Regions from separate parts of the Homo sapiens genome. Here regions 1 and 3 are each linked to region 2. The links are chromatin loops, found by intact Hi-C in ENCODE. Cell type or tissue: OCI-LY7. All regions are shown on one strand. Links, peaks and the distances in the headings refer to the core of each region. The heading gives the core; the rest is flanking DNA.

What was found. Hi-C counts contacts between places; a loop is a spot of excess contacts. Peaks named below come from ENCODE experiments on the same cell type or tissue, not always from the same donor. Only the 100,000 strongest peaks of a DNase experiment are listed, where the experiment ranks them.
Region 1: a loop joins it to region 2, with 2.1 times the contacts of the local background. A loop is called at or near these places in 8 of 110 quality-filtered maps.
Region 3: it touches region 2 in a loop (6-fold over the local background); 2 of 110 quality-filtered maps call a loop at or near these places.

Annotation. Positions count from the first base shown.
Region 1 is chr2:164,822,223-164,832,840 of GRCh38, forward strand. The region is part of intron 2 of COBLL1 (cordon-bleu WH2 repeat protein like 1); the gene reads right to left. Among named protein-coding and RNA genes, the nearest start is that of COBLL1, 14 kb to the right of the region's middle. In OCI-LY7, for the core only: no CTCF peak of the experiment used is centred there; no DNase peak of the experiment used is centred there.
Region 2 is chr2:164,756,558-164,767,175 of GRCh38, forward strand. The region is part of intron 2 of COBLL1 (cordon-bleu WH2 repeat protein like 1); the gene reads right to left. Among named protein-coding and RNA genes, the nearest start is that of SNORA70F, 74 kb to the left of the region's middle. In OCI-LY7, for the core only: no CTCF peak of the experiment used is centred there; DNase peaks (open chromatin) are centred at 1,974 and 4,874; H3K4me3 peaks cover 3,865 bases; H3K27ac peaks cover 3,634 bases.
Region 3 is chr2:164,860,482-164,871,099 of GRCh38, forward strand. No RefSeq gene overlaps it. Among named protein-coding and RNA genes, the nearest start is that of COBLL1, 24 kb to the left of the region's middle. In OCI-LY7, for the core only: no CTCF peak of the experiment used is centred there; a DNase peak (open chromatin) is centred at 6,120; H3K27ac peaks cover 1,208 bases.

The DNA of each region.
Region 1 (10,618 bases), core at 3,364-8,363, 67 kb after region 2:
TTGGACTATTTCCAGTGTCTCCTAATTGTCACTGTTCATAATAAGTCACACGTTTAAGGCAACAAAGGTAACTGCTAGAGTCTGGTCAGATGAAGAATAACCTCCACTGCTGTCTGATGTCAAACTGGCAGCTCTGCCTCTGTGTCTGCTGAGCTGGGGGCCCTGGGAGCCCCAGGCAGGGAAGGGATTGACCAAAGCCAACCACCTCTTGCTGCCTCAGAAATGTTCCCCATATGCCTTCTGGGTTGTTGGCTATTCCCTTTGGCATCTCCCTGGCCCTTGCAATCCACTGCCCCTGACGAAGGTAGTATTCTCCAAGTCTTGCCATTAATTATCTCAAGCTGGGAAGGTCAGGTTTGAAACTTGGCTCTGGTCAAGAGAAGTTGATGTTAACTTCCCAAAGTCTAATGAGATGAACTAATCTCAGGGAAAATTTCAATATGGGTAGAGAGAAGGTATATACACATTTACATGCTCCACAGTCATGTAAGCTCTCTGAAAAGATTATATTATATTATTATTATTATTATTATTATTATTATTATTATTATTATTATTATTTTGGAGACAGAGTCTCACCCTGTTGCCCAGGCTGCAGTGCAGTGGTGCAATCTCAGCTCACTTGCAACCTCCACCTCCCAGGTTCAAGCGATTCTCGTGCCTCAGCCTCCCAAGTACTGGGATTACAGGCATGCACCACCACACCTGGCTAATTTTTGTATATTTAGGAGAGACGGAATATTGCCATGTTGGCCGGGCTGGTGAAAAGTTTTATTAAGACATCTTATGAACCAAACATAAATTCATCCAAGGAACAACAAAAAAAAAGTATTTGAAATTGCATAATAAGTGGCATTTCAGAGATTTGGACTTTCCTTATTTTAAAACAGTGAGAGTATTGTTTACACTGCCCTGGTGGTTGTTCAAAGATGTGTATTTTTAATAAGATTCAATCATGTTTTCATTACGAGCAGTTACATTACTCCGTAAGTATAATTTCCATATACTGTATAGTAATATTTTCAATACAATTGGCTGCTAGTGACCAGCACAGTATCTGACGCATTGTTTATTTAACAAATACTTACTGAAAATCAACAAACTGTTGATTCAAGACTTCTTTTTCTTCTTAGAATGGGTTATTGATTAAATGGCTTCAAACCCAATCCTCTACAACTAATCTAACTCTCCCTGTTAAATCGATCCCTGTCCACAGGCCCAGTTTCTTCACCCTTCAAGGAGACTGCAAACTTCCAAACCTCTTACCCTCCTTCACCGCAGCAAAGATTAATAACCAGAACTCCTCATGTGTCCAAGCTTCTCCAGTACAGCCTGGTGAGCACCAAGGCTATACTTGAATAATTGCATACCCCTGAACTAAGTGTATAATTATACACGCAGACACCTAACTTACCAACTCATTCTCATAGATGACTTCTCGTTTTTTCCCCTGAGAACATCCCCTCTCTGGCATGTCTCTCCCATGATTGCCAATCACAGGGGATCTTATACATCTTATACAGATTTCTCAAAAATTTGTGATGGCTTTTACTGTTTCTAGCTGTGTAACAATCCCTGGGGTTGGTATCCTCACTGCTGCAGGATCTGTAACCTTTCAGTTCTGGAATCACCTTCACCCAAACGGAAAACTTTCACATCTAATGATTTCATTGGAAACTGCAGAAATGTTCAACAGGTGAAAGGTTGAAAAAAATGCAGAACACACATACACACACGGTTTGCTATGCAAATATTTCAAAACACATTTTTAAATGAGTTTCAAATAATTAAAATAGCCTATAATATAATCCTGAAGAAAAAGGAATATATAAATAGTATACACAGTTAAAAGCCTAAATCCTTATTAAATAGTCTAGGGCCGGGCGCAGTGGCTCATGCCTGTAATCCCAGCACTTTGGGAGGCCAAGGCTGGTGGATCACCTGAGGTCAGAAGTTCGAGACCAGCCTGATCAACATGGAGAAACCAAGTCTCTATTAAAAATAAAAAATTATCTGGGCATGGTGGTGTATGCCTGTAATCCCAGCTACTTGGGAGGCTGAGACGGGAGAATTGCTTGAACCTGGGAGGTGGAGGTTGCAGTAAGCGGAGATCTCACCATTGCACTCCAGCCTGGGCAACAGAGTGAGACTCTGTCCCAAAAAAGAAAAAAAAAAAAAAGTCTAGAAGGATGCAATCTATCCATAGCATTATCTAAAATATATCTGAAAAAACAATGATTTCAAGATATTTATTTGGGATAAATAAATTGGGAAAGCGTTACTTATTAAGTTTCCATTTTGAAAGTCCATTATGCACGTTCACATATTAAAATCTCTGGGAAAGTCTGGAGAGAAGAAAACAGTTTAACAGTTTTAACTTTTTAAAACCTACACTTTCCCAAAGTTATGTGACCATGGGAGTTGTTTTTACAGACAGCATGTTAAATTATAAATCAGAATACATCTTAAGAAAGGCTGAAATGCAAGTCAATTGTGTTATTTATCTCTAGGTGGCTTGCAAAATTATTTTTCTTTACATGTTCCTATTGCTTTCAAACATTCTGTGACAAGCATGTTTATTTTGTAATTGGAAAAATATTAAAAATACAAAAAAAAGTGTTCAGTTCCATTTAAGATCACTCTTGCTATTTCTTATCTTACTGGCTTTGTCAGTAAAGCCAGTCTACAAGTTGTCTATAAGTTGTCAAAAAGCAAAGTGGTCAAGCAAATAGATTCCAAATGACATCTGGATTCCAGGCTCATATCTACCACTGCCTGGCCACATGACCCCAGACAAGTCATACCTTAAGCTGCAGTTTCCTCTTCTGTACAATCTGGATAACATCTACATCTACTGGATGTGGGTTGGATGTGACCATTAAATATAGCAACATGTCATGCATTTAGCACAGTACCTGGTGAATCATAAATGCTCATTGCTTGCATAACCAGAGTCCTGTAAGCCACTGGTCACTGTTCTTAAATTACTGTGACCCTGATACTTTTAATTAGTGGAAATTTGAATAAATTTACAAATATTCATTCAATCTCTGAAGCAATTAAGGCTCCATATTATTTTATATACTACTTGTGAAACATATTTATTATAAGGTAAATTTACCAGGAGCACCCTGATGCTTAAGAAACTTTCCAAGTGCAGAGTTTATGCATGGTTATAATTTATTCTACCTGAAAATTTCCATTACGTTTACTTAGGAAAAAAAATAGATCTTAATTATGTTGAGATTTTGATAGCAGCCAATTGCATTGAAAATATTGCTGTACAGTACATGGAAATTATAGAACAAAATCACTTTCTTCTTACATCAAAACTTAACCTGCAAGAAAATTTTTTAAAGTTTCTATATTACAACAAGCAGCGAATCCAGAAAAAAATACAAATCAATAAATCCATTTGACTGTATTTACTCTATTAAAAGCTTTTAGTCAAGGGTGCGTGAGGCTAATTTTCAGACTATGCCATCATGCTGCCACCATAGCTGAAAGAGTTACAGCTTTAAACAACCTGAAACAAATGCCACTCACTCTTATCCCCTGTACTAAGTGATGTGGTTGCAGTCATCCTGAGAGATGGAGGAGTCAGAAGTTATAGATTCCTCTTGCTCTTTTCAATAACTGAAGTCAGCTTCTTGACAGTTTTACAGCATTTGTGGTAAAGTATAATACCTCAATTTCTTGTTTACAGGAGGTAGGAAATCTGATTTTAATCCATGTGTAAAAAAAGTATATTCAATATATGATAACCTATGATTAGAATGGGTGTCTCAAGTTCCTACCTCCTCTTTGAGTAATGATGCTCGTGTATGACTTTACCATAGAAAATTTTCAGTCACTGCATATCAGTCTTAACAAAATCAAAGAAATGCAGTTAGAGTTACTTTCATCTTACATAAGAGAAAAGTGAAATATTCACCAGAATGGTGAAGCGAGGAAGTTACAATCACCTTGGTAGCATATTCCTAATCTCAGTGGGGGCATTTTTCTCCTCTAAAAGGGAATGTGATTTTCATTGAGATTAGTACACATTTTGCATTCAATGTGCCAAGAACAAGTTCCCTGCATCTGGCACAAGAAGTTTCACAGTGGACTTATGAACTTTCTAACCAACTTCATCCTCCACTTCCTGGGAGAGGCAAATGAGAACAGGGAGTGTACTGTCCTTCACTGGTTTCAAAATAGTACAATAATGATGTCCACATCACAGTCGCCTGTTTTCTAGCAATGTAGATAATATTTAAGATTTCACAAACATAAGCCAAATGCCTGGCATATACTGGTATTATTTTCACACTTTCATTCTGTATTACTATCCTCTTCCACAATAGAAGAAACTGTGGGTTAGAGAGGGGAAACAGTGCCTAAAGCCAGTAAGTGGCAGAGCACAGATGGAGGTCCAGGTCCTGTCTCCAAGCTCACTCTACAGTAGCTGCCTGCCAAGTGCTGCTATCTGACTTCCTGCTGGACCAGTTTTATTTGAAACCAAAACTAATGCTGTTAAATGCCAGAGTGCCAAGTGCACTGTTTCATTGCATCAGACAACTGTAAGGCAGCCGGCAGAGTTAAATGTAGAGTATTAGGCTTACTTAAAATGTTTTATGGAATACTTGATCCCATTAAATGATCATTTCTTTAAAGTTTTTTGTCTTTGTTTCGTTTTTTTTTTTGTTTCTCTCTCTTTTTTGTTTTGTTTTGTGGGTTTTTTGTTTTTTGTTTGTTTGTTTGTTTGAGACAGGGTCTCGCTCTATCACCCAGGCTAGAGTGCAGTGGCATGATTTTGGCTCACTGCAACCTCCACCTCCCTGGTTCAAGAGACTCTCGCTCCAGAGCCTCCAGAGTAGCTGAGATTACAGGCATGCACTACCATGCCTGGTTATTTTGTATTTTTAGTAGAGACGGGGATTCCCCATGCTGGCCAGGCTGGTCTCGAACTCCTGAACTCAAGTGATCCACCCACCTCGGCCTCCCAAAGTGCTGGGATTGCAGGCATAAGCCATCATGCCCGGCCCATTTCTTTAAGGTTTTTCTCATGGTAAATTCTGGCTTAGAATTTCATCTTATATGGGAATAATGTAAAATGTCGATTTGTTGCCAAAAACATTTATTTTTTTAAAAAGGACAAATGTGATTTCTACCATAATATTTGCAGTTTTGTAACCATTTTGAAGAGTAACACTCAAAAAACACCGGGAAGAAAGAATAAAAGAATACTCATACTTGTTTTTCTTTCCTATGTGCCCACATGACAATTGGATTTCTTGCATTTCTGAGACCTCTAAATTCTCATCTTTTCTTTCATGAGCTAGAAGAAAACACCTTCCATTATTTGGTCTTATTCTTCAGCTCATTATTGTTCACATCAAAAGACTAATGTCCTCTACCAAGTGAAGTCTGGAATCAAAATAGCAAGGCAATTGACAATTTAGATTTCAGGGTGTTGACACAAATGAGTATGAATTCTTATGTACTAGTCACACAATTAATGACTATTTCACTCTCAAACGTACAACCTGTTCTATAAATAAAATAGCACTCTGCTGTAATTATTCAAATGGGGATATTTAGGTTGTAAAAAATAATATACCCTTTATGTCTTGTTAAACAACCTTGCCCGTGATGGACAAAGTTTTTGGTTTCTCTAGATATAAAATGAAAATGTTATTCAGAATTTTCACTTATATAGTACTCTTAATGAAATGCACATTTCTTTCAAAAATACTATGGCAGGGAATAATCCTAAATGAGAAGCTCAAACCAAGAATGGAATTTTATAATAGAGTGCTGAGAGGTATAAAATAGTAATTTTAATGGTGTGGTATTTAATGGTGTCTTAATAACAATTCGTTGGTTAATGGCTATAAAAATGAATATTAATTACTCGGTTCAATACTCTGCATAACTGAGCTCCTATCGTTCCAATGGACAAGTAATTTGTCTCCATCTCCAACACTGACTTTTTGCTTGAGTTCACACAAACTCAAATACCACCTATCCAATAACTGATCATTGTTTCTAGGTATATGTGGAAATGATATTAAACCCTGCAAGTTACACAAAAGAAGGAATAAAGAATATGGCCTTTTCCTTTTAGGGTTTCACAACAAATTGTAAACTGCATAAAGGTTATTAAAATGACAACTCAATAGCAAAGGGTGAGTGAGGGGAATAAACCTAAATATCTATCAATAGGAGACTGGTTATATAAATTAAAATTCATCCCTACAAAGATATAATACATAGCTAGAAAAAAAATAAAGCTCTTTATGTAATAAAATGGAATAATTACAAAGTAGATTGTTAAGTAAAAAAGCAACGTATGAAGCAGCACTCACTGTGTATAAAAAAGGGAGAAATTATATACGTACACCCACTTGCTCATGAATATAAGGAGATGCACTAACCATACAGTAGCCACTACACACATCAGGCTCTCAAGCAACTGAGACGTGGCCAGCGTGACTAAGAAACTGACATTTTAACGGAATTAATTTACATTTCAAATCTGACTTGGCATAAAATATTTTTTTGTTAAAGACAACTTTATTGTTTTGAAAGACTTAGAATCATATAACCATGTGTCATGTAATATGTTACTTACATTAATTTTTTAATGTGGCTCCTAAAATATTTAAAATTGCATTTGTGGCTTATAGTTCCATTGGACGGTGCTAGTTTAGAATGCTACCAGGATTCAAAAGAACTCATAACACTGATTGCCTCTGTGAAGGAAGTGGGTGACAGGAACCAAGATGCTAGAAGGAGATGTCTCACCATTTTGTCATTTTTCTCTTTTGCTTTTTGTGACATTTGAATATGTTGCCTATTAGAAAAATAACGAATAAATAACATGACCCATAAATACCACTGGAAAGAACTGTCATCAGCACAACCATCAGTTTAATTTTGGATGAAATATTTTCCCCCACAATCAGATATGGTACTTTTGAAGGGGTTATATATAGTCTTTGGCAGAAAACACTTCATAATAACCTAAGATCACAGAAGTGCTCCACAAACAGTACCCGAGTTACAAAGTGAATACAAGCGATCACAGCCTTCAAACTGCTTGTTTAGTGGCAATACAGTCCAGCATTAACACAGCAGCCTCTTCTTCTACCATCAGAAACTGTTCTGCTTTTATTTTCCCACTCACTAAATATATTTTGCTTGTTTTCTTCTTTCATCTTCATCCACATCCCCAAATAAAAACACAATTATTCTTACATTTCCATTTAGCAAAGCATGCATCTACTTAGCTAACTAAAGCAAAAAAATAAAAATAAAATTCTCCCCTTGAAGAGAACTCCATGAAATTTAATTTTTTTCCATGAAGCAGTAGTGTAAATACATAAGCAGATCACAAAGGGCAAAGGGAAAAGAAGGAAATATATATCATATACACAACTGAAAAATAATATATTTAAATACAAATGAAATATCAAATTGTATATGAACAGGGGGTATTACCCCAAATCTCCCAGATTTTCCAGTTTTATTTTGAATATAAATACTTTAAAATTTTTTTCTTGAGATAGCCAATTATAGAGCTTCAGATGCATATACAATGAAAACTATTTAATTAGCAGTGTCAAATTTCAGAAGCTGGCTGGTTCCCTAAGGTTTAAGAATAAAGGCATCTCCCTTCTCAAATCCTAAATGGTCTCCTCCTTTTCTTGCACTCCTTCCACTTCCATAAGAATGTTTGACATAGGTCCATATTGGTGTGACATAGATCCACATTCTGAAAAAAAGAGAGTCCTAGGGCCATGGTGATAATGGGTACAAAACCATCCACAATGGTTCAGCCACTGAGTGGCAACTAAGCAGAGACGAGTTCCTCAGTATAAGTAGTAGTAAAAGATGCTGACCATGGAATTAAATCATTTCACTGTACTACTCACTCCCTGCTTCCTAAACTGTACTTCTTGGTGCCCCAAGGCTATTCCTTTAATACCATTGGTATTTGTGGTACCTTTGTGTTCAAACCCTTCCAAATATCCATGGGATGCCAGAAAGTCGGTCTCTACCTTACCTACGCTTTACAGTAATATATGGAAACTGTGAATGTCCCAAATCCAAGACATTCAAATCCCCCATTGCTATCAACAAAAAAGAATGGATTTGGGTGATCAAAAATTGTAGTACATATTCAAAATCCTCAGATAATTTTTAGAACTGCCACTAACTCAAACATGCATAACCTTAGTGTACTAAATGATACACAAAAAATGAAAATCTCAAAGTGTTGCACCCCACATATATATACGAATCTTGAATTTGATTAGAAAGCTATAAAAATTCTCCTAAATTTAAGATTATACTACTTATAACCATGTAACTAAATTAGCATTGGAAATATATTTCTAGATTTCACAAGAATACGAGCACAAACTTCAGGACTATATTTTCTTAGCATCATCTAAGAGTGAATTTACGACATACTTCTACATAGAATCACAGACATACAGTATGAATTACTCTGGAATATTGTTCGTTTCAGATCAGATTATATTTCAAAATGATGTATGGTAAAGTGAAGTAAACTAGAAGGTGGAATAGATTCTAGATATAAAATTCATCCCAATTCAAATGTGAGAGGAAAAATGAGTATATTTCCTCTTTTCAGATTACTAGCATTAAATATTTTTCATTCAATCAAAGTCAAATCTCACTTTCCTAAAGGGAGGAACAAAGTTCATAGGTAATAATCACAATAAAGCTTACCCACTTTCAGAGAAAGAGGAAACTGAAAAGACTGATATCATAGGATCACAAGCATTTAAAATTTTGTTTTATTTTTGGCAGGGCACAGTGGCTCATGCCTATAATCCCAGCATTTTGGGAGGCCAAGGCGGGTGGTTCACCCAAGTTCAGGAGTTCGAGATTAGCCTGGCCAACATGTGAAACACCATCTCTACTAAAAATACAAAAATTAGCCAGGCATGGTGGCTCATGCCTGTAGTCCCAGCTACTCGGAAGGTTGAGACAGGAGAATCACCTGAACCTGGGAGGCAGAGGTTACAGTGAACTGAGATCAAGCCACTGCACTTCAGCCTGGGCAACAGAGTGGGAGTCTGTCTCAAAAAATAATAATAAAAATAAAAATAAATTTTAACATTTAAAATTTTATTAAATTTTATTTTAAATTTTATTTAAATTATCTAGTAGGGATCATTTAAATTTTACTTAAGTTATCTAGTAGAATAAATATTTAAATAATATTTAAATATTCTTTTCAGCTGCTGATGTTTTTTTCTACCACTTTCAGCTTTGCTCTCCTGAAGCACAGAAAAAATATTTTTTTTTGCTTTAAGTTAAAGCACCTAGCTGCCATCTGGAAATGGGGAACAACACATTTTATGTGGGAGCAAGAGACAGGAAGAACCCACTCCCACAGTGTAGCAGGACAGTTTGCTGAGGAGTCTGCCACCAATAACTGAATCACGGATACCTGAGAATTATGGGAGCTGCCACAGACCAGGAAATACAGGTATTGTCCTATAAGACAGTGACCCTGTCTCTTTCCTAATTCTGTTAAAGCAGTAATACAGCAAGTGACTATCAGGCATAAAAAAAAGAGAAAGAGTTGCTCTACCCTCGGACACTTCCATTTTGTGTGTAACTTGCATTCATCTTAGCACAAAGGAGAAAATGAATTCAATGACTCCTGTAATTATCTTGATTACAGTTAACTGGCCTAGAAACTGTGGCACAGCCAATCAGGTCTGGGAATGGTAGGATAGTAGTCATTTTCCTGTTTAGCAGCTCAATTTCCTGTTTTTCCAGCACATCTCAATCAATACACAACTGTAGTAGCTATTAAAACTTTGGCTTCAGCCCCCGCTACTCCCCTTGGGCTCATCTAATACTTCCTCGCTTCCATTTCTCCAGAAATAGTACATGTGCATGTGCATGAAGGCAGATTCGAGAGATGGAATCCTCAAGGAATGTCGATAAATGTCTCACCTAGATTTGAGCATCTTAACTCTACTTCCTTAAAAATATATGTTGTTGTAATTACAGAAGCTATGATGTAAAGCTTTACTTTAGGCTATAAGGTAAAATGGTGTATTTAATTTTTAAAAATATACCAGAATACCTACCAATTACTTGGTGTTAATCCCTCAAATTAATCACACTGAGAAACAATGTAATTTTTCTAATGATTAATATTATTTTAAAGACATATTCTGATGCCTTAGCATTCGATCCTATTTAAAGTCAACCTACACATCATATTTAAAAAAATCAGATTTTATAAGTACAGCCATATTTTGAACCCAAACTACTATATAACTCAGCTTCTTATTCAACCACATTTCAGAGGCTTGCTTCTGAAACACTTTGGCTATTTTCAAATATGTGGTATTTTTACACCTTTATGTACAAAGGAATTTTCTACAAGTCTGAAGTCATTACAAAAGAAAACCTCTGTCCTATTAAACCATACTTTTAAAAAATAATAATTGTTTATATTACTCCTGCAGCTCTGATTTCAATTGAGGAATTAAAAACTACAAATGGCCCAACAAATGGCTCACACCTGTAATCCCAGCACTTTGACAGGCCGAGGCGGGCGGATCACCTGAGGACGGGAGTT
Region 2 (10,618 bases), core at 1,950-6,949:
GTCAATAAACTTATTCTAGTATCTATAAATTTAAAATAAGTGCTTTAGATAATCGTTGTATAACTTGGCCTTCACTGTTTTTGGTGGGGACATGTGGGCGATACGGCAGGGAGAAAACAAAAATATCTAGCTCACTAAATACATACAGTGTAATCTTCCAGTGACAACATTAATGCATTCCAGAAAGGCACAGGGTAATAAAAAAAGATACACACTTGCAAAAAGGAAAAAAAATCTACATACTAATCACCAAGAGTTATTGATAAAAATCAAGATTCAGAGTCAGAGATCGTGGTTTGTGTCTGGGTCTGCACAAATTAGTTATTAGGTCATTTGATCTCACTGGAACTTGAATTGCAAAACTGGAATAACACTTCCTGCCTCTCAAGGTTGCTGAGAGGGTTAAATGGGTAAGGTATATTCATTGTCTAGCACAATGGTTCTCAAACTTGGTTGCACAATGGACCCACCTACATTTAAGAAAATACTGAGGCCTAGGTGTCACTTTCAGAGATTCTGATTTAATTGGTTTGTGAGGATTTTTAAAAATCTCCCCAAGAGATTCTAAAGTGCAGCCAATTTTGAGAACCACCGGTCTCATATAATGCCTAGCACACTATTAAGTATTCAGTTAGACTTAATGATATACCTTCATTGGAACTTTATAAACTCTAATACACACATAAAGGCTTCTACCTAGTTCAATCACATTTATGTAAATAAATGTTCAATAAATGTTTATGTAAATAAATGTTCAAAAAATAAATGTTCAATCACATTTATTCACTCAGGATCAGTGAATAAAACATATCTTAAAAGTAGTCCATAAGTTTAATAATAAGTGTTTCAAATTTAAATCCCTGTTACATTTTTGTTTCCTTTTATCAAAGAGGAAAATTCCTCATGAAAGAAACAAAAATGATCTTTTACTTTATATTTTTTACTGAGATACAATTTACATAAGAAAATGCACAAATAGAAGTGAATAGAATTTTACATATATACACACACACCTCTCTCTGTCTGGGTTTCTCTCTCAAGGAGTCACCAACACAGACCAAGATATGGGATGGGAAAATATAACTACAAAGTAAAAATTAAATATTAGACCAGGCGTGGTGGTTCATGTCTACAGTTTCAGCTACTTGGGAGCCTGAGGTGGTAGGATCACCTGATCCTGGGAGGTCAAGGCTAGAGTGAGCCAAGATCATGCCACTGCACTCCAGCCTGGGTGACAGTGAGACTCTGTCTCAAAAAATAATAATAATAATAATAAAATATTAAATTTCTTATATATGTCCCATAAATAAGAAATTTCAGTTTGTCTCTGGGTTTTCCTAAATATCTTACAGGGGATGTTTACTTTTTGAACAGTTATGAAAGTCAAACTTTCTTAACAAGAAAAGGGAACAAGATGAGAAAAACATCTTGGGGAAAAATATGAGAAAAACCTTCAGCAGAAATAGCTATATCAAAGGAGGAGATATAAAATTAATGTAAACAAACGAGCGATTTGAGAAAACAGACTTAAAAGAAATATCTACAATGAGTCACAAGACAGTCAACAACATTTACTGGGCACCCACTGTGTACTTAGTGCTATATAAAGAAATTGTGAGCAGATTAAAGAAATACCATATGAGGCCCTCAGATACCAATAACTTAAAAATGGAATAAGTCCAACTAAACAATGGCAAAGATGTCCTAAATGCACTCTAGGAAAAAACTCTACATTAACTGAATGCTTATCTAGTTGCAGAAACTATGCCAAATGTTTTATATATATAATCCCCTAACAAATACTACCCTTTTTTGAATAGAACCCTAAAATAATTCATAAACATTTATAGAAATGACCAAATAACTTCTCTCAATAACAAACCCAAACCACAAAACCATGTCCCAATGCTCACTTATGATTCCAGTCATTCTTGCACAACTTTCTGCCCATACAAGTGTCAGCAGCAGCTGGACTCAACATCATCTACTGAAAGCTTCCTTTGCACTTGTGTTTGTTGCCTTGCAAGCAACATATATGGGAGAATCACTGTGGTTTAGAAAAATTAGTCCAAAAAAGGTCATAAAAATGTGACTGACACTACAATTAAATTTTTTTTAATGATTAACAAAAATATGAGAAGAGAGAACTATGTGAAACTCTGACCTCTTTTTTCTTTGGCACATAGAAATTAAGTATAAAAGGCCTTATTACAAATATATATTTCTACTTTAAAAAGGTTAAATTATTATTCAAAAAATTTGAAGAAAAAGTTACTCATTAAAAACAAAATTATCTGTGGATTTTTTAAAATTTTACTATACTTGCTCTCTGAAGCAATAAATATAGAAAAAAAAGTTCTCCACCAAAGGAAGTTAAAAAGTTTTAGTTGATTTTTTTTTTAAATTTCAAACACACACTAGGTTAGAAACCTAGCATTTAAAACATTAAATGTGAGAGTTATAATTATTAAAATATATGCACATACACATATTAAAGAGTGGGAATGCATGTCAGCCAAGCAAGCCCACTGGTAGATCAGCCAACCAAACAATAAAACCAAAAGTTGCTTTCAAGTCACAATGTGAATAACATACTCTCAAATATGAACTTGGGTAAATATTAAACATCGTTGAGTTATCAGACTCTGTTAAAATTTTAAATTCATGTTGGGGTAAACCTATCATTCACCACATACTGATAAAGAAAACTCCCTGAAATAAATTTGCCAAAATAATTTTCCTAGTTACAGGTTTTGACAAATACTAGCTAAAAGAACTATTTGGACATAGTATCTCAAACAGAGTTTAGAAATACTAAAATCAAAAGTAGCACATTATTCAAAAATTACCTTAAATTGGATCTAAATTTAAAACATAAACTTAAAAAATTTATAGATAAAAACATAAGAAAAAAATCTTTGGGAACAAAAGTTAGGCCATAGGATTAGCTATGACATCAAAGGCACAATCCATAGATTTAGTATACATATATGTATATAAAAAAATTTGACTTCATCAAAAATTAAAAACTTCTGTTCTGTGAAAGACCCTATTAAGGGGATGAAAACGCAAGCCACAGACTGGGAGAAAATATTTGCAAGTCACATATTCAGCAAAAAGACATATCTAGCATATACAAAGAACTCTCTAAACTCCATAGCAAGAAACAATCCAGCCATGAGATGGAAAAAGGTGTAAACTCGTTACCAACGAGGGTACACGAATGGCAAATAGACACACAAAAATAGGTTTAACAACATTATCTATTAGGAAAATGCAAATTAAAGCTATGATGATCTACCACTACACACCTAAATTTTAAAATACTGGTAATACCAAGTACAGACAAGAAAGTGGAGAAACTGGCTCTCTCATATGTGGCTTGTATAATGTGAATGCAAAACGGTGAAGGCCACTCTGGGAAGCAATTTGGCACTGCCATATAGAACTAAACATACACATAACGTATGACCCAGTAATCTACTCCTAGGTATTTGCACAAGAGTAGTGAAAACTTATATTCACAAAAACCTCTACATGAATGTTTCTGGCTGCTTTCTTCATAAAGACCCAAACTGGAAACAACCCAAATGTGCTCCCATGGGAGAAACAATAAAAAACTATGATGCATCCATACAACAGAAAACTACTCAGCAATAAAAATCAGCAAAGTTTTGATACATTCAACTCGGATGGATCTCAAGGGTACTAGGCTGACTGAAAAAAGACAGTCTCAAGGAGTTACATACTGTATGGTTCTGCTTACGTAAGAGTCTCAAAGGGACAAACTTCAGGTCACAGAAAACAGATCAATGGCAGCCAAATTTGGAGGCATGATGAGACTATTAAGGGTTAACATGAGGGAGTTTCTTTGTGGTGGTGAAGAGTTCTGTACTCTGATAAAGAATGGTGCAGTTACATAAATCTACACATGTGGCAAAGTTTCATAGAACTATAAACCTAAATCAACAAACATAATGATTATAGAATGCATGTAAAAAGCTGATGAAATCAGAATAAGGTCTGTACCTGTGTTAATAGCATTAGTATCGATGTCACTTCCTTGGTTTTGACAACATACTACCATTATATATGATATTATTATTGGGGGAAAGCTAGAAGAAGGGCACAGAGAAACTTTCTGCACTATTTCTGTAACTTCTTTCAAAGAAAACTAGTAAAAAAATAAAAGTTACAATAAAAATATATCTAAGGTAGTGATTCTCAAAATTTGGTAGATATTAGAATCACCTATGGAACTTGTTTATAACACATGTTGGCTTCAGTTCGTACCTATTTAAAGTAAACCTGTATACAGGGTCCAGGTAATATACGCTGATAATCTAGCACATTACAGTTTGAAACCACCGAACTAAAATAAAGGCAAAGATATTGGAAAAAATGATGATCCCCATCAATAACTGTTGTTCTATTTAATGGCTAATTACTAAAGAAGTCCTACCCACACAAGACCTCATTCCCAGATTATATAACTGAGTCAAGAAGCTGTCACAGATACAGCAAAAGACATGCAATGATGTTATGGATCTATTTAATAATGCAAATACTGGCCAGGCACGGTGGCTCATGCCTGTAATCCCAGCACTTTGGGAGGCCAAGGCGGGTGGATCGCCTGAGGTCGGGAGTTCGAAACCAGCCTGACCTACATGGAGAAACCCTGTCTCTACTAAAAATACAAAATTAGCTGGGCATGGCGGCACATACCTGTAATACTAGCTACTCGGGAGGCTGAGGCAGGAGAATCACTTGAAGCTGGGAAGCAGAGGTTGCAGTGAGCCAAGCTCGCATCATTGCACTCGAGCCTGAGTAACAAGAGCGAAAGAGCCAAGCTCGCATCATTGCACTCGAGCCTGGGTAACAAGAGTGAAACTCCATCTCAAAAAAAAAAAAAATGCAAATGCTGTTAGTCATAACACATCTGATAATACAGAAGTGAAAACACTGACATAAGAAAAAAAACCCATGCTGTGAAAACAAAGGTGTGTAGAGAAAATATATCCTCAATAAGACACAGGCGTCACATATTTAAAATGTCTATTATAGGCCTTTATCTATGCTTTTATATGAAATAATTATTGTTGGCAAATCATAAACAAAAATAAGCATCGAGGCACTTGATTTAAAAGTTTCCTTTGTTCGATATAATTCATGAAAAGATCAACCTAAATATTACTCCATATACAACACAGTAAGAGTTAAAACCCAAGAAGTTTCCAAATCTTCACTCAAATTCTCTCCTAACAGGATGTCCACAGGAACATACAGGTATACAATTTTCACATTTATATTAGGCAGCTCTATGCCAAGTACCTACCAGGCCCTTTTCACCTTTTCTCAGCAAAGAATGAATCACAGTTTTTCCACTATCTCCCTGCCATCTCATAAGAGAAGTAGCAATGCAACTAGAGAATAAATCAAGTCTTAGATCATCATTTCTGAAAGGCTGCTAATCTCTAACTTAAACCGTTCCTATAACCTCTGAAATGCTAGCTCATTTGCTCTTCACTCTGTGGAAAAATAAGTTCTTTTGGATGAAAAATTATGGTCATTATGTGATTATGCTCAAATAGTTCAGCTGATTAATACTAGCCTCAAGTGAATCCATAATTATAGGCTTAATCCTTCCTTATAGGGCTATTTAACCTGACCATGCTCTTTGGCCACAGGTGACAGTGCCAACCACTGAGCTAGAAAAAAAGTGAGTATCACTGGGCAAAATAAAAGTCAACTGAGCATGTGTGTTTGAAGGAGGACAAGTCTATGACAACTCAAAGTACTTTCAATGTAAGTTTGGCCAGTAGTAGCATCTACTGTACCACAGATGAAATAATCCAATATACAGTGTCCTGAACTAACCAGGAGAGGTAGTGGGGAACTAGAAAAGAGTGCTGGATTACAAGACAGTATACTTCAGTTCTAGTATCAATCCAACATATACTGAGCTGTGTCTCAGCTGTCTCGTTTAATCAATATATCAAATGTATAGTGTATTATACGAGAACAAACTAGCTAGCCTGGTAAAAGCATCTGATCATCTTAAATCACTTGCATTATTAAAAACAGCATAAGGTAAGTGTGAACAAACTATGGCCTACAGGCCAAGTTAAGCCTATCATCCTTTTTTTTTTTTTTTTTTGAGACGCAGTCTTGCTCTGTCACCCAGGCTGGAGTGCAGTGGTGCGATCTCGACTCACTGCAAGCTCCGCCTCCAGGGTTCAGGCCATTCTCCTGCCTCAGCCTCCCGAGTAGCTGGGACTACAGGCGCCTGGCACCACGCCCGGCTAATTTTTTGTATTTTTAGTAGAGACGGGGTTTCACCATATTAGCAAGGATGGTCTCTATCTCTTGACCTTGTGCTCCGCCTGCCTCGGCCTCCCAAAGTGCCAGGATTACAGGCTAGAGCCACTGCGCCTGCCCGCCTATCATCCTTTTTTAAAAAAATAAAGGTTTGCTGGAACATGAACATGCTCATTTGTTTACATATAATCTATGAGTGCTTTCACACAATAACAGAGTTGAGTGGTTGTGACAGAGACCTTAGAGCCTGCAAAGTCTAAAATGTTTACTGTCTCGCCATTTATAGGAAAAGCTCACTGATTCCTGGCATAAAGGGTCACATTTCCAATAAAGTCACCGTACAATTTTAAAATCCTTAGTTTTATGCAAAAATATACTTCGTACGTATCAGGTTTGAAAAAAATGTCTTTTTTCTTTTTTTTTTGTTTGAGAAAAAAATGTAAAAAATTTGTCAACACACACTATAGGTATGGTTGGGAAAAGAAGCACTCTCATACCTTGCTGGTGGGAGACCAAAATGGAGGAATTTTCCCTATAGAGAAATATTTAGCAATAACTAACACAATCAAATACGTAGTTACCCTTTGGCCCAATAATCCTACTACCAGGAAGTTATCCCAAAGACACACCAGCTTATGGCTTATGCGAAAGGTTAGTTCTTGCAGCATTTTTGAAAACAAAAGACTAGAAACAAACCAAATATCCATGAAGTATAGACTATATCAAATTATGGTACATCCACTTGATAAAGTATTATGCAATCATGAAAAGGAATGAAAAAGATCGCACACATTCATGACTGGAATATATTATCAAATGACATAAAGAAAATAAGTGCTTTTAGTATACTATCTTTCGATAAAAAGTAGATGGGGTTCTATATGGAATATAATAGAAACAATGTCAAGATAAAAATAAAAATGATTACGTGGGAGAAAAGGAATAGGGATGAAAGTTAGATCTCTACAAATGTATCTTAAAATTTTGCCTTTAAAGATTAAATGTTTTTAAATAACAGCTTTTCTTTTTCTTTATGTTTGAGACAGGGTCTCGCTCTATCATCCAGGCTGGAGTGCAGGGGCGTAACTGTGGCTTACTGCAGCCACGACCTATTGGCTCAAGAGATCCTCCTGCCTCAGCCTCCAGAGTAGCTGAGACTACAGGCATGTGCCACCACATCTGGCTAATTTTTTTGTTTGTTTAGTAGAGACAGGGTCTCACTATGTTTATCAGAGTGGTCTTGAACTGTTGGCCTCAAACAACCCTCCTGCCTTGGCCTCTCAAAGTGTTGGGATTACCAGGCGTGAGCCACCACACCCAGCTAGCTTTTCTTTTTTATATGCTTCTAGTGTGATATATTCTAAAGACAAAAACACTAAAAATTTTAAAACTGTAACCAGTTGTCTTACTATTAGTAGTAATTTTAACAAATATTATTTTGAAACTATAGTATTTCATATAATTGTAAAATAAATATCTAAATGTATACTGCTAGGAGTCCATATTTTCTGAATAAGAGATAAACATAAAATTGGAGTTAAATAAAAATGCTATAACTTTAGATTTGATTGAATATATTAGTATGAACATGATTTTCTTCTTTCAAAAATGCATATTATCCAGCTGTCCACTTGAACGTCATCACCCAGTAGCAAAGAGCATGTAGTTATGGTCTGAAAATATATTTCCCACCAAAGGAATCAGGGTTCCTTGAAAAAATGACTGAGTCCAGGTGTGGGCCAAAAAAGCATATGAGACTTTTTGGGCAAACAGAATGTTCTAGGATCAGAGAGGTTATCACAGACTATGGAGGTCATGGCAAAATGACTCAGCAGGCAACTGGAAGGGCCTCTTTCTGGCCCAAGATGGGATAATTTTAACACTAAAAGAATGACTACATTGTATTGAAACATAACATTTATTTTAAAAATCCATGAGTTATTAATAATAAAAACTAAATAGTCATTATGAAGGCTGCTAAGGTAGGACATCTCTTAGTACCCTGAAAATTTAGGGAAAGAATCAATCAAGCATTTATACTGCCTGAAATACAGTTCATACAGAAATATAACATTTGATGAACAAGGGTTTCCTTTAAAGAATTCTAGATAATAAAATACAGAAGGAATAAAATAATTAGAAAATTATTGGTTTCAATATTTGCTCAAAAAACAGTATTAAGCAACCATTCATCAATGAACTCTAAGCCATGAGGTGAGAATTTAACTGGGAACATAATAAATGGATCAGATGGACACCACCTGAATCCACTTTTCAAATTTAGCATCACTAAATACTGGACAGACATCATGCGCTTCATGACACGTTGCAATGGAATGCATACAGTACCACATATGAAGTACTCTTATCTAATACATTTAATATGACTCTAACCAAAAAATTAAGTAGATCAAAAAACAATATAAACACAACCACAAGAATGTAGTTAGCAAGATCCTGAATTTGCAACAGTCTGCAAGATCAATAATCCAATTTAACTAACGAATCAAAATGTAGGAACAAAGAGAAGGGAGTGGGAAAGAACCCATATAGAATGAGAGACTTAAGTGATATAACCACCAAATGTTAGATACGCTAATGCCATAAAAGGTATTTTTTTAAATTTCCTTATCTGTTACGATATATAACAAAATATGAGTAAAATGGCTATGTGTGGATTTTCTTGAGACGAATAAAAGGGAAAAAGTGGAGAAAGCTAAAGCAAAATTGGCAAAGCGTTTGTGACATTTAAAGCTCGGTGAAAGGTGAGTAATGAATACTCTCACCTTTTGTGTTTGAAAATTACTAATGTTTTTACAAAAAAAAATCTTATGCTCTATGGTATATATGAACAAAACAATAATTGAAACACACAGAAACAAAAGAAATTACTAAAGCTAATCAAAAATACATTTAGGAATATTGACCTCCTAAATGAAGGTCGCTTTTGCCTTTTCATCTGTAAAATGAAGGGCTATCTGGAAGATCTCTGAAGTTCTTTTCATTCTAATATTTCTTATTTGTGCTTTAAATAAGCCAAGATCATAATTTTTTTCTTTCTAATATCTCTGCTCTAACCCTAACCAACCTCCAGCCTCAGGCACCCATTACAGTGTTTTCTGTCTCTCTATATTTGCTTTTTTTGGAGATTTCCTGTAAAAGGAATCATGCAATATGTGTTCTCCTGAATGGCTTCTTCCACTGAAGCAGCTCTTGAGGTTCACCCGTGTTGTAGCATATATCCATACTTAGTTACTTTTTATTCCCTAATAGAATGCCATTGCATGAATAGACATTTTATTTACCCATTCACCAATTAATGTATGTTTGAGTTGCTTCCACTATTTGGCTATTATGAATAATGCTGCTATGAACACTCACATACAAATCTTTGCATATACCCTTTTTTGTATGTGATATGGTTTGGTTCCCTGTCCCCGTTCCAATCTCATGTTGAATTTGTAATCCCCAATGTTGGAGATGGAGCCAGATGGGAGGTGACTGAATCATGGGGGTGGATTTCCCCTTAGTGCCATTCTTGCAATAGTGAGTTCTTGTGAAATCTGGTCATTTAAAAGTGTGTGGCACCTCTTCCCTTTTGCTCTTCCTCCTGCTCCAGCAATGTGAAGTGCTGGCTCCCCCTTGCCTTCTGCCATGATTATAAGTTTCCTGAGGCTTCCCTAGAATCTGAGCAGATGCCAGAATCATGCTTCCTCTACAGCCTACAGAACCATGAGCCAATTAAACCTCTTTTCTTTATAAATTACCCAGTCTCAGGTATTTCTTTATAGCAGTGCGAGAACGAACTAATACAGTATGTCATTCTTAAGACTTCACAGCATAGATATATAGCATGTTCCTAGTACTCTCTGACTACTCCTGCTTTCCTCCATGCACATGGAAATAGTTTAAAGCCACTGGCATTTAAAATTATAATTTACTCGTGAAAGACCAACAGATATTCAAGAACCATAAGCCACACCTATATTACACAAAACACAGCCTTGGACATAAAATTAATTATCCAAGAAATATTTTGATTATGATTAAAACAGTATAATAACCACAAGCCTCTACTTTTCCATTGAGCCATTCTTCCTTCAATTACAGATCAATGGTTTGGTATAAATGTTCAGTATATCATAAGGATAATGAATAAACTAACATGTCTAATAAAGAAAGATGTAGTGGGTACAATGCAGACAGCATAACTGTGTTTAACTTATGTACTGGTTTCACTACGGAAACACAGAGAGGGATGGAATTCTACTCCAAGTGTCGCTTATGCAACAATGGGCAG
Region 3 (10,618 bases), core at 3,680-8,679, 110 kb after region 2:
TAGCTGGGATTACAAGTGCCTGCCACCACACCCAGCTAATTTTTGTATTTTTAGTAGAGACGAGGTTTCACCATATTGGCCAGGCTGGTCTCGAACTCCTGACTTCAGGTGATCCACCCACCTTGGCCTCCCAAAGTGCTGGGATTACAGGCAGGAGCCACTGCGCCCAGCTCTTTTTCTCTTTTTCAAGACAGGGTTTGGCCTTGTTGCCCAGGCTGGAGTGCAGTGGTATGATCATAGCTCACTGCAGCCTCAACCTCCTGGGCTCAAGTGATACTCCTCCTCAGCCTCTCAAGTAGCTAGGACTACAGGCATGTACCACTGTGTCTGGCTAACTTTTGTTTGTTTTCTGTAAAGACAAGGTCTCACTATGTTGCCCAGGCTGGACTCAAACTCCTGAGCTCAAGGGATCCTCCCACCTTGACCCCCCAAAGTGCTAGGTTTACCAGTGTGAACCACTGTGCCTGGCCCTTCTTTTCTTTAGTACCTCCTCATGTGTGCTTGCTCTTGAAATAATGTTTATTATATTGCTAGTTTCCTCATTAACAAGTTAAATAAATTTTTGGTACATGTTTTATATTTGTATGCAGGCTTCCCATGTGTCTGTAATAGTGAAAAGATTGCCCCTCATTGACTGAGTGTAGAATATTTTCATATCTCTGAAAGGCATTAAATATTTGTTACAATGTCTTTTAAAATAACAGAGCTCTATTTTTATTTATTAAGGATAAGCACTTACATAAATCTCAATTTTCCAGAATTCCTGGAAAATAAAGAAACTAAAGTTCTGAGCCTTTAAGGGAGCTAGACTCTGAAGCAAAAAGCCCTTCCTACAGAAACTGGCCAATCAGAAACCTTTCAATTAGAATCAAGTTTACATAATCAAGGTCAATCTGTGAAAAAAAAATTAGACTGTTTTAAAAATTTTAGCTTTAAAAAACAGCAATATATCTTTTACCTGTATGAAATATAATAAAAACATATTTATTTATTTGTTTTTTCATCTAAGACTTTGGTTTGTTTTTTATGAAAAGATTAGTTAATCTGGATTTCCACACTTCTTGTACTGTTTCTTGATTAGATAAGCTAACATTATTCTCACATAATGTATGAAAAAAAATTTGAGAGAAAATAATCATATAAATTGAATTACAATTCTGACAATCTTTTTAAAAATAACACTAAGTATCTTCTGTAATGTATCAGTTTAAACAATTTTCAAGCCCCTTAGTTAACTTTGAGAGCTGGAATTAGCATTAAATCTAATTAGTTGGTGGATTTTTTTGGATACTTAGATAATTTCTAAGTAATAGAGAATACTGAAACAAAGGCCAATATTTTTTGTTCATTAAAGAGAAACTGTTTTTGGTTCATGCTAACATGCATGTTACTTTCTGTTACTTTAAGAAAGTACAAAAAGAATGCATGTATAAAGTCATGTTATATTTGATTATGATTTTTGATGATCTTCTAAAATGCTTGGGTATGATGAAAATGTCTCAATTATCTATGTCTCCATTATCTCTGTGAAATGGAAGTTGGTTACTTTGGTTAAGGTTAAAATTCGTATTGGTGATTGAAATGTTACTAAAAGCAACTGTGGCAGAGAGCTATGATTGTAAATCAAGATAATGCAATATGTTTTAGTTGATAAAAGGAGAGGCGAAAGTAGTATTATCCTAAGGTAAAATGTCTGGTTGTTCTAAAGTATGAAAAAAGGTAGTAAAAAATAAATGTGAATAGATATAGACAATTGCTGAAGGTTTGTAGAAAGTGAATTTTAGTTGCTTTGGTTTATAATTACCTGCAAATGATAAGTCTAAAAGGAAGAATTATAATGTGTTAAATTTTTGGCAAATTTGTTCAGGTTTGATGGTCCTATTCATAAGATAATTTTAAAGTAGCTGCTTATGAATGAGCCTCTGTCAAATATTACATTTACGTAAAACTAGAATTTGGTTTACTCTCTCTTAAAATTGCAGGTAAGTCTTAGAGAATTCCATCTGCTCTTAAGAAGAGGTAGTAAAATGTTACTCTGTGTAATCTGCTCACAGAACAGGGATTCTGTCTCACCTTAATAATTTTTAATAATTTGTGGTAGTGTGTTTGTTTCATGTCCTTGATTATTCACAAACAAAATAAAATTTCCTGACTTCTAATTTAAAATATCTTATTGCCACTTTGATTAATAGGTAGCCAATCAGAACCATTCACTGTTCTCAGGCATCTGTGAGTCTTTCATAAGTGACCAGATATCTACTGATAACTCCATGATTTTACCTACCTAAGATCACATCCTACAATGTAAGAAGTATTATTTTCAATATATATTTTATGTCTAAACTATTTTTGGAATTTCCCAGGGCCATGGGCAATTCCAAAATTTTTTTCTTTTACTTCATAAAACAGGAAGATGTAAATAATTGAGTTATATGTTATATTCTATATTTCTTAAATAGCTGCACACTATTGTAAAATCTGCATGGGAATAGTTGTCATATCAAAGAGAATCTCTACCTTCCCTAAATACTATCAATGTAATTATGTTATACTTATGTTATTAATAAAAATATTTCATTGATTATACTCTTTACTGATACCTCAAGATACAGACTATGGGTATAGAATATGGTATAGAATATGGATCTTAAGTGTCACCACTTAGACAACTCTCAGACTGAGTCAGGATTTTAGGTACTCTCTTTTTAGTCCTGCAGACAACCTCAAGAAAGCAAACTGCTGACCTAATACCTAAGATTTAAAGAGTAGGAAAATCTAATTGTTGTTATTATGTTTAGTGTTCTTTTTTCTAATGGGTACCTTACAAACCCCTCCCGCCTTTTTTCTGAATCTCTCCTTAACTCTTGATATAGTAGACTATACTTTTGCAAATGAAAATGAAACACTCTTTAAATGGTAACTTATTTTCCCTGAAGCTTCAGAATTGAGGAATAGAGTACTTTCCGGAGTCTTTCTGATCTTTTGTTATGGCAATATAGTTAATTGTACAGGCTCAATAAAAATCTGTCCTTCTTTTTACCAGGACATAGACAAACTGATAATGCAACCAAGACCATTCTTGGAAGTGTTATATATGAGAATAAATCTTATTTCATCAGTTCTGACGAGACCACCATGAAGCAACAAAGGTTGCACTTTGTAGATGAAATCTATGCCCATAGAACAGTCCCAGAAAAATAGTCGCCGATATGCATTTGAGATCTTATAGGCTATAAATACCATTACTTCTTAACAGGCCAGAAACTTCACTGTATTTTAGGGACCTTGAGCAGAAAACAACATACTCAAATTTATAGATATTATAGGTAAAATCTGTTGAGATGAGTATCTTGGTTTGGTTTCCTAGATTCAGACTAAAACAGCCAACGAGCAATTCTGAAAAACTTGGAATAATAAATCTAGTAAAATGTAATTTGAGGTTCTTTGTGAAATTTTCATAAAGAAAATTCATAAAGAAACTTCAGGCTAGAAGTTAATTTTCTAGCCTGGGTAGTTGTTCAACATTATATGGCTCTAGATATGCCGACCTTAGCAAGGAGGTTAATTAATACTTTGTGCCACAATCATATGGCAAGATAAAATGAGACCAGTCTTCTTTTATTTTCAAAAATAATCTTTGGGGATTTGTTGTTGTTTGTATAGTTGTGACCTTAAGTAAATTGGAAAATATTTTATGCCCACTGAAAAGAACAAGTTTTTGATATCTAGACTAGTGGTTGTTGGGATTTCTGCCCTTGGAACCAGGTTTAACATTCTGTTTCCCTCATTAATGAGCTAAATAAATCTTTGACACATGTTTATTCTACATTTGTTTTAGTCAGTTTTTCAACTTTTTGAAAATGATACATTATCACAAACATAATGAAATTCAGTTTAGGTTTCATATCTAACTTTTAATAACTTGATTGTAATTAATAATTTTTAACTTTGGAATTTTACTATAACATAATGATTGTTTAACTTTGTTTTTGAGCTATTAATTTTTACAATCTTAAAGGAAACACTTCACTGTAATTTGTTGATTACATTGCTCTTGGTCTTAGAAATTTCTGTAATGTTAAATGAGATGGAAAGATTATATTTCTCTAATTCAACTGGTTAATTATTACTCTGTTTGAACATAAAAGCCACCAGATCTATTTCTTGATTATTTATTTCCTTACTTGTCTTGACCTTGCAAGAGTATTTTCCAGTTATTGAATTCATTGCTAGCACTAATATTTGAATTCACTTCTAGTCATTTTTACATTAAAGAAACCACAGAGAATATGTTTTTTGAGTATGATGTACTACAATTTAGGAGCAACTGTAATTGGGCAAGTGAGAACTGGTCACTAGAAGAAAGGGAGCAAATATCAATGATCAAGTATAAAATGCAGTGACTAGGAGCAACAGGCAGAGAATAGTATTAGCAGTGAGACGAAAATTTTTATAAATTATTTTAATGGGGCAAATTAACCATTTTTAGTAAATTGCACGTGGTAAAAACAACAAAATATGTATTTTTCTTACTTTACCTTTGGATTTCTCATAGAATGTCTTTAATTTTGATGTATACATTGCAACCAGTTACAGTATTTTAAATGACTGGAATACCTAGACCAAATTTTGCTAAATGGTATTTTAAAAATTCTTGCCTGTTTGTTGTGTAGAGAATTTTTGTAAGATGGATAGAGTAGTTGTTTTTGATTAGTTAATAGGTCTTCATGACCATCTTTCCCAGTGAGTCTTATACTCCAACTTTTAATCTAAGTAATTGCTATGGCATTAGCTTAATTGCTCAGCCGGGAAACTCTATCAGTGACTGTCAAACAAAAACAACAACAGGATATAACTCCTTATTTTTATTTCAAAAATAGTAATTAGATTCACCAACAGCTGTACTAAATTCCTTTATTACATGACCAATGCAAAAACTGAGATCCTGTTATAGATTATATGGAACTAGTCTTTCCCAGACGAACATGCAGTTAAAGAAAAAAATTAACATTAAATTAAAGGAAGAAGTATTACATTTGCATTCAGAAGTATTACATTTATTAAGAGATGTCCTGATTCATTCTTTTTACCTAAAGTCACATGGAAATGCTTCAGGGTATCAGTTCCCACCTTGAGTATTGGTTGACTGAATGATTAATATGGAGAAAAGTCTGTCCTAAATTTATCTGGAACCATGGAAGAAGAAAGTAGGCTATGTGTATATTTTTTCCTACATTTATGTTTTCGTATTTAATATACACCTGAGTATGTTGACAGCCAACATTTCAGTCACTATAAAAGCTTATTTTTCCTGTCTATATATCTTTTCTCAGACTAGTAGACTCTAGTAGAAATTGTTCTGTTTCTGTATTAATCAATGTGAGTAGCACATGAGGACTCGATTAGTTAGCTTGATCTGGAATGGATCATAGTACTTTAATCTATAATTGTTTATGCTAGATTTAGTGGCAATGTATATGCTATAGTTGTAGGGTAGAAAATTCACTCATTATACAGATGTGTAAAGAATGTGTGGATTTTTATTTATCTATAACTAATCCAATTTTTTTGATAATTCAGTCAGTGGGGGACTGAAAGTGGCACCACTCACCATCAACCCTAGTGATCCACTAGCAAAATTTTTGCTTCCTGTTCCCGTGACATTATGTTCTGCTGGTCTAGAGGTCTTAGTTCCAGGGGGAGGAATGCTGCCACCAGGAGACACAATTACGATTCCATTAAATTGGAAGTTAAGACTGCCACCTGGACACTTTTGGCTCCTTCTACCTTGAAGTCAATAGGCTAAGCAGGGGATTACAATGTTGGCAGGGGTGATTGACCCAGACTATCAAGATGAAATCAGTCTACTACTCTACAATGGAGGTAAGGAAGAGTCTGCATGGAATACAGGAGATCCATTAGGGTGTCTCTTAGTATTACCATGCCCTGTGATTAAGGTCAATGGGAAACTACAACAGCCCAATCCAGTCAGGACTACAGATGACCCAGACCCTTCAAGAAAGAAACATGACCTGCTAAGGTGCTTGCTTAAGGCAAAGGGAATACAGAATGGGTAGTGGAAGAAGGTAGTCATCAAAACCAGCTACAACCTCATGACCAGCTGCAGAAACGGGAACTGTAACTGTCATGAGTATTTCCTCCTTCTTTTGTTAAAAACATGTTTGCATGTATACACTTGTACTAAGAAAATATCTTCATTTTACTTCCTTTCTCCTTTGTCATGGGACATAAGATTTATTGACTTCACATCAGCATTTGAGTATTGTTAACTTTATGTAATAGTATTTGTGTTGGGGATTGGTGCGTTTCCAGTTGTACAAAGATAGTTGTATTATGTTAGGCATAATTATGACCTTATTATTGTCTTTATTTGAAGATTATGTATGATCTCAGGAGGTGTGTATGGGTTGACAAGTGGTGGACTTGTGATGGTTAATACTGAGTGTCAACTTGATTGGATTGAAGGATGCAAAGTATTGATCCTGGGTGTGTCTGTGAGGGTGTTGCCAAAGGAGATTAACATTTGAGTCAGTGGGCTGGGGAAGACAGAGTCACCCTTAATCTGGGTGGCCACAATCTAATCAGCTGCCAGTGTAGCTAGAATATAAGCAGGCAGAAAAATGTGAAAAGGAGAGACTGGCCTAGCCTCCCAGCCTAAATCTTTCTCCTGTGCTGGATGCTTCCTGCCTTCAAACAATGGACTCCAAATTCTGCAGTTTTGGAGCTCAGACTGGCTCTCCTTGCTACTCAGCCTGCATATGGCCTATTAAGGGATCTTGTGATCATGTGAGTTAATACTTAATAAACTCTCCTTTATATGTATGTAAAGGAGATATATATATATATATATATATATATACACACACACATACATACACACACACACACACACCACATCCCTTCACTGCCTCCCCATTGTTATAATATATATTATATATATGTATTCCATGAGTTCTGTTCCTCTAGAGAACCCTGACTTAATACAGGGGGTAATTGGGGTAAGGGTTAAAATTTCAATTTGCCAATTCAAGGTATATCAATTTCTTAAGTTTAGACAGTTTTTCTAGTTAAGACAACCTGATTGGGTAAACATTTAGTCAATTCCAAATTCAACTCGTTATTAGGACTTTGTCCTGTGCCTGCCTCCCTTATAAGAGGGCAACTCGATGGGAAGCATAAGATTCTCATTGGAGGAGAGAGTGCCTCATGATGGTCTTCATGCAGATCCAGCTCATGGATTTGCAACTGTTGATGTCTATTAACTTGTGCTCACTCTAGTTCGGTTCTTGAGTGTTTTGCTGGTGTGTATGAATGAAATCTATGGCTAGGAAATTGCGGTATGTTCATCTTAAGTCAGAACCTAATTGTTTTTCCATAACTACGTCCTATCTTACTTAATCCTAGTTTGCACTACAGATCCTGCATTTGTTCTGGTGTGTCTCCCCCTTGCTCCCAAGTTTGGGTGCCCTTTTGGAAATCTTTAGCTATAGGAGGACTTTGACCTCCTCTTGCAACCATGTTGGGTGAGCACCCAACTAGTTTTTGAAATACTAGTAGTGCCTGCTTGTTATGGACAGGAATTTTTGGGTCCCTTTTATGCTATGTGTAGTCTTTGTGGAGTCACAAATACTGCTGGAGGAGGAATCACATCCCTTCACTGCCTCCCCACTGTGTTTAACCACATCCCTTCACTGCCTCCCCACTGTTATAATCCTCCTTTCTCTCCCTGTATCAGTGTGAAGTTTATTTCATAGCAACCTACTCCCAGGATACCAAGTGGAACATGGGACAAATATTTTCCATTTTTGGCTCCTTTCTCCACCTAGTATTCCATCCTCCCATGATTTTAACCCTGAGGAGTATAGGCAGAATATAAGATATGTCTGAAAGGCTGTTTTCTCTGCCTCTGTTTTTACTTCCCAATATCACCTCTCCTGAAAGGGAAAGACTTTCTGCTCCTTATTCCTCTTTGAAATAACTTGCTGATGTGAGATCATGGGTTTCCTTTTCTCTGTGGTCTGTAATGAAACCCTGCCATTCAATTTGTTTGGCATTGTTCTTAATATATTAATCAGAAATAAACTTAGAAAATGTTTTGTTTCAAAACATTCTGATACAGAAGCTTATTGACTATCGGTGAACTCAAAAATTACATTTGGTTGTCAAAAGCTGAATGTTTTACTTTTTCACATCTTTGCTGTAATTGTCATAGCTACCCTAGAGACATATGGATGCCTCTGAAACTGTTTGTTTATTTTTTCACTCAGCAAAATCTTACTGAGCAGATTTTATGTGCTTGGCACAGTTTCAGGTGTTTGCATGCTAGTGGCAGAGGCAAGCAATAAGCAATAGAGTTAAGGAAAGTATTAGAAAGTGATAAATGCCAAGTTGAAGAATATAGGAGGGAAGGGCAATTGGAAGTGTTGGGGGGAGTTGTGCTATTCTCGATGGGGTAAAGACCTCACTGAGAACATGACTTTTGAGAAAAATCTTAAGAAATGAAAGGAGTTAATCATCCTGTATCTGGAGGGAGACCATTTTAGGCAGAGAAAAATCACAAGTTCAAAGGCTTAAAGGTAGGAAATGTGTCTGCTTGGAACAAGAAAGGCGCAGATGAGTTCAGACAGGTAACCAGGAAGGCTTTTCACAAAGTGTCCCAGGGGATAGAACATCTAGTCAACCAGAGGGGTGGCTGGCTTATTACATCCATTGATTGTTTCTGTCATGTTTTTTCTTTCACTCCCCTGTCCCTAACTCCCGTTTACTGAGATCATACTTCTAAATTAACCACTTTCACTTAATTAAGCCTTTGTCGTAGACTCTGCTTCATGGAGAATCCAGGCAAAAGTTTTTCTTTGTTTGTGTTTGCTTTTGTTTCTCTATCTTCTGCCATTTCAGTGGCACAGAGGTACCTGATCAATCCTTAGCATTCAGAAGATTTTCTGGTAAATGACAGACACTCAATAAATATGTGTTGAATTTAATTGAAAGTAATTTGGTTCTCCAATTCTAAGTTCAGGACTAGCAATTTGGAACTGCAGTGCCAAAGCACAACTATGAAAATCACACATTACCTCATAGGTCATTGAACTAAACTATAAGGAGTCCAAGTTATATGACATATAGAGTAGGGTTAAAGGGCTTCTGTTCAGGAGGAAGACTGGGTTATGTGTCACTTGCTACCTGTGTAAATTTGGAAGATTCCTGAACCTCTCTGTGCTGTAATTTTCTCATCTCTAAAATGGGAATAATAATAACCCAAAAATCAAATTATTGTTGTGAGTACTAAATGAATGAACATGTAGGATGTATATGGCATGTAGTAAGTACAATATACATGTTTGCTATAATAATAATCATTATTGATTCCTGCCATAGCATCATGGAGACCCAGAATCAAATTAAAATAAGTGAATATTGACAGATTTCAAAGAAATCTAATTAAAGTCTTCCTACCATTTTCTTATACTTACATTGTTTGTAGTTACAAGTAATATTTGCCTTAATAAATAGTTATACAGTATATAAATAAAGGTCTACAACCTATTCCATTGCCACCGCCCAGCCAAAGTTCTATTTTATTCAAACACAAGTTATTTTGCTAATGTCAGCCTAATTTATAAATGCATTAACCCATTCATGATAAATGTTAAAAATTTCATCATACACTAGCTTCTCCTTGAGTCTCAATGTAAGATGGTAACAGCAATTTGTTTTGCTACTAAGCTTCTGGACAAAATATCAAAAAGTCTCATAATCCTGAAATTTCATCATTTGTGAAGCTGGGATTTCCATGCCTATCCCACCATGTTCAGGGGAGAATTAAATGTTATAATTGTTCATGAAGGGTCTTAGCACAGACTCTGGCATGTAGGCAAAGATCAATAGCACTAATTGGAATAGACGCTAATTGGAATAGCACTAATTGGAATCCCATCCATATCCCACACTTCTCTGATCTTGGTGCTGTGATTTTTTAAAGAAAAAACCAGGCCAGGCACGGTGGCTCATGCCTGTAATCCCAGCACTTTGGGAGGCAGAGGAGGGTAGATCACGAGGTCAAGAGTTCAAGACCAGCCTGGCCAAGATGGTGAAACTCCATTTCTATTAAAAACACAAAAATTAGCCAGGCATGGTGGCAGGCACCTGTAATCCCAGCTACTGGGGAGGCTGAGGCAGGATAATCGCTTGAACCTGGGTGGCAGAGGTTGCAGTGAGCTGAGATCGCGCCACTGCACTCCAGCCTGGGCCATAGAGTGAGACTCTGACTCAAAAGAAAAAAAGAAAAACCCAAACACAAAGTTTTAGCCTTAAAAATATCTCATTAGAACTTGGCAAATGGAACTCACTTTTGAAAATAAATGTTCCAGAGATGGGTGTTAGACATTGAAAGCTTTTTTTTTTTTTTTTTCGAGATAGCAGCCTCAACCTTAAGTGAATCTCCTGTCTTATCCTCCCAAGTAGCTGGCACTATAGGCACACCCCACCATGTCTGGCTAATTATTTTATTTTATTTTATTTTGTAGAGACAGGGGTCTTGCTATGTTGCCCAGGCTGGTCTTGAACTCCTGGACACAAACAATCCTTCTGCCTCAAC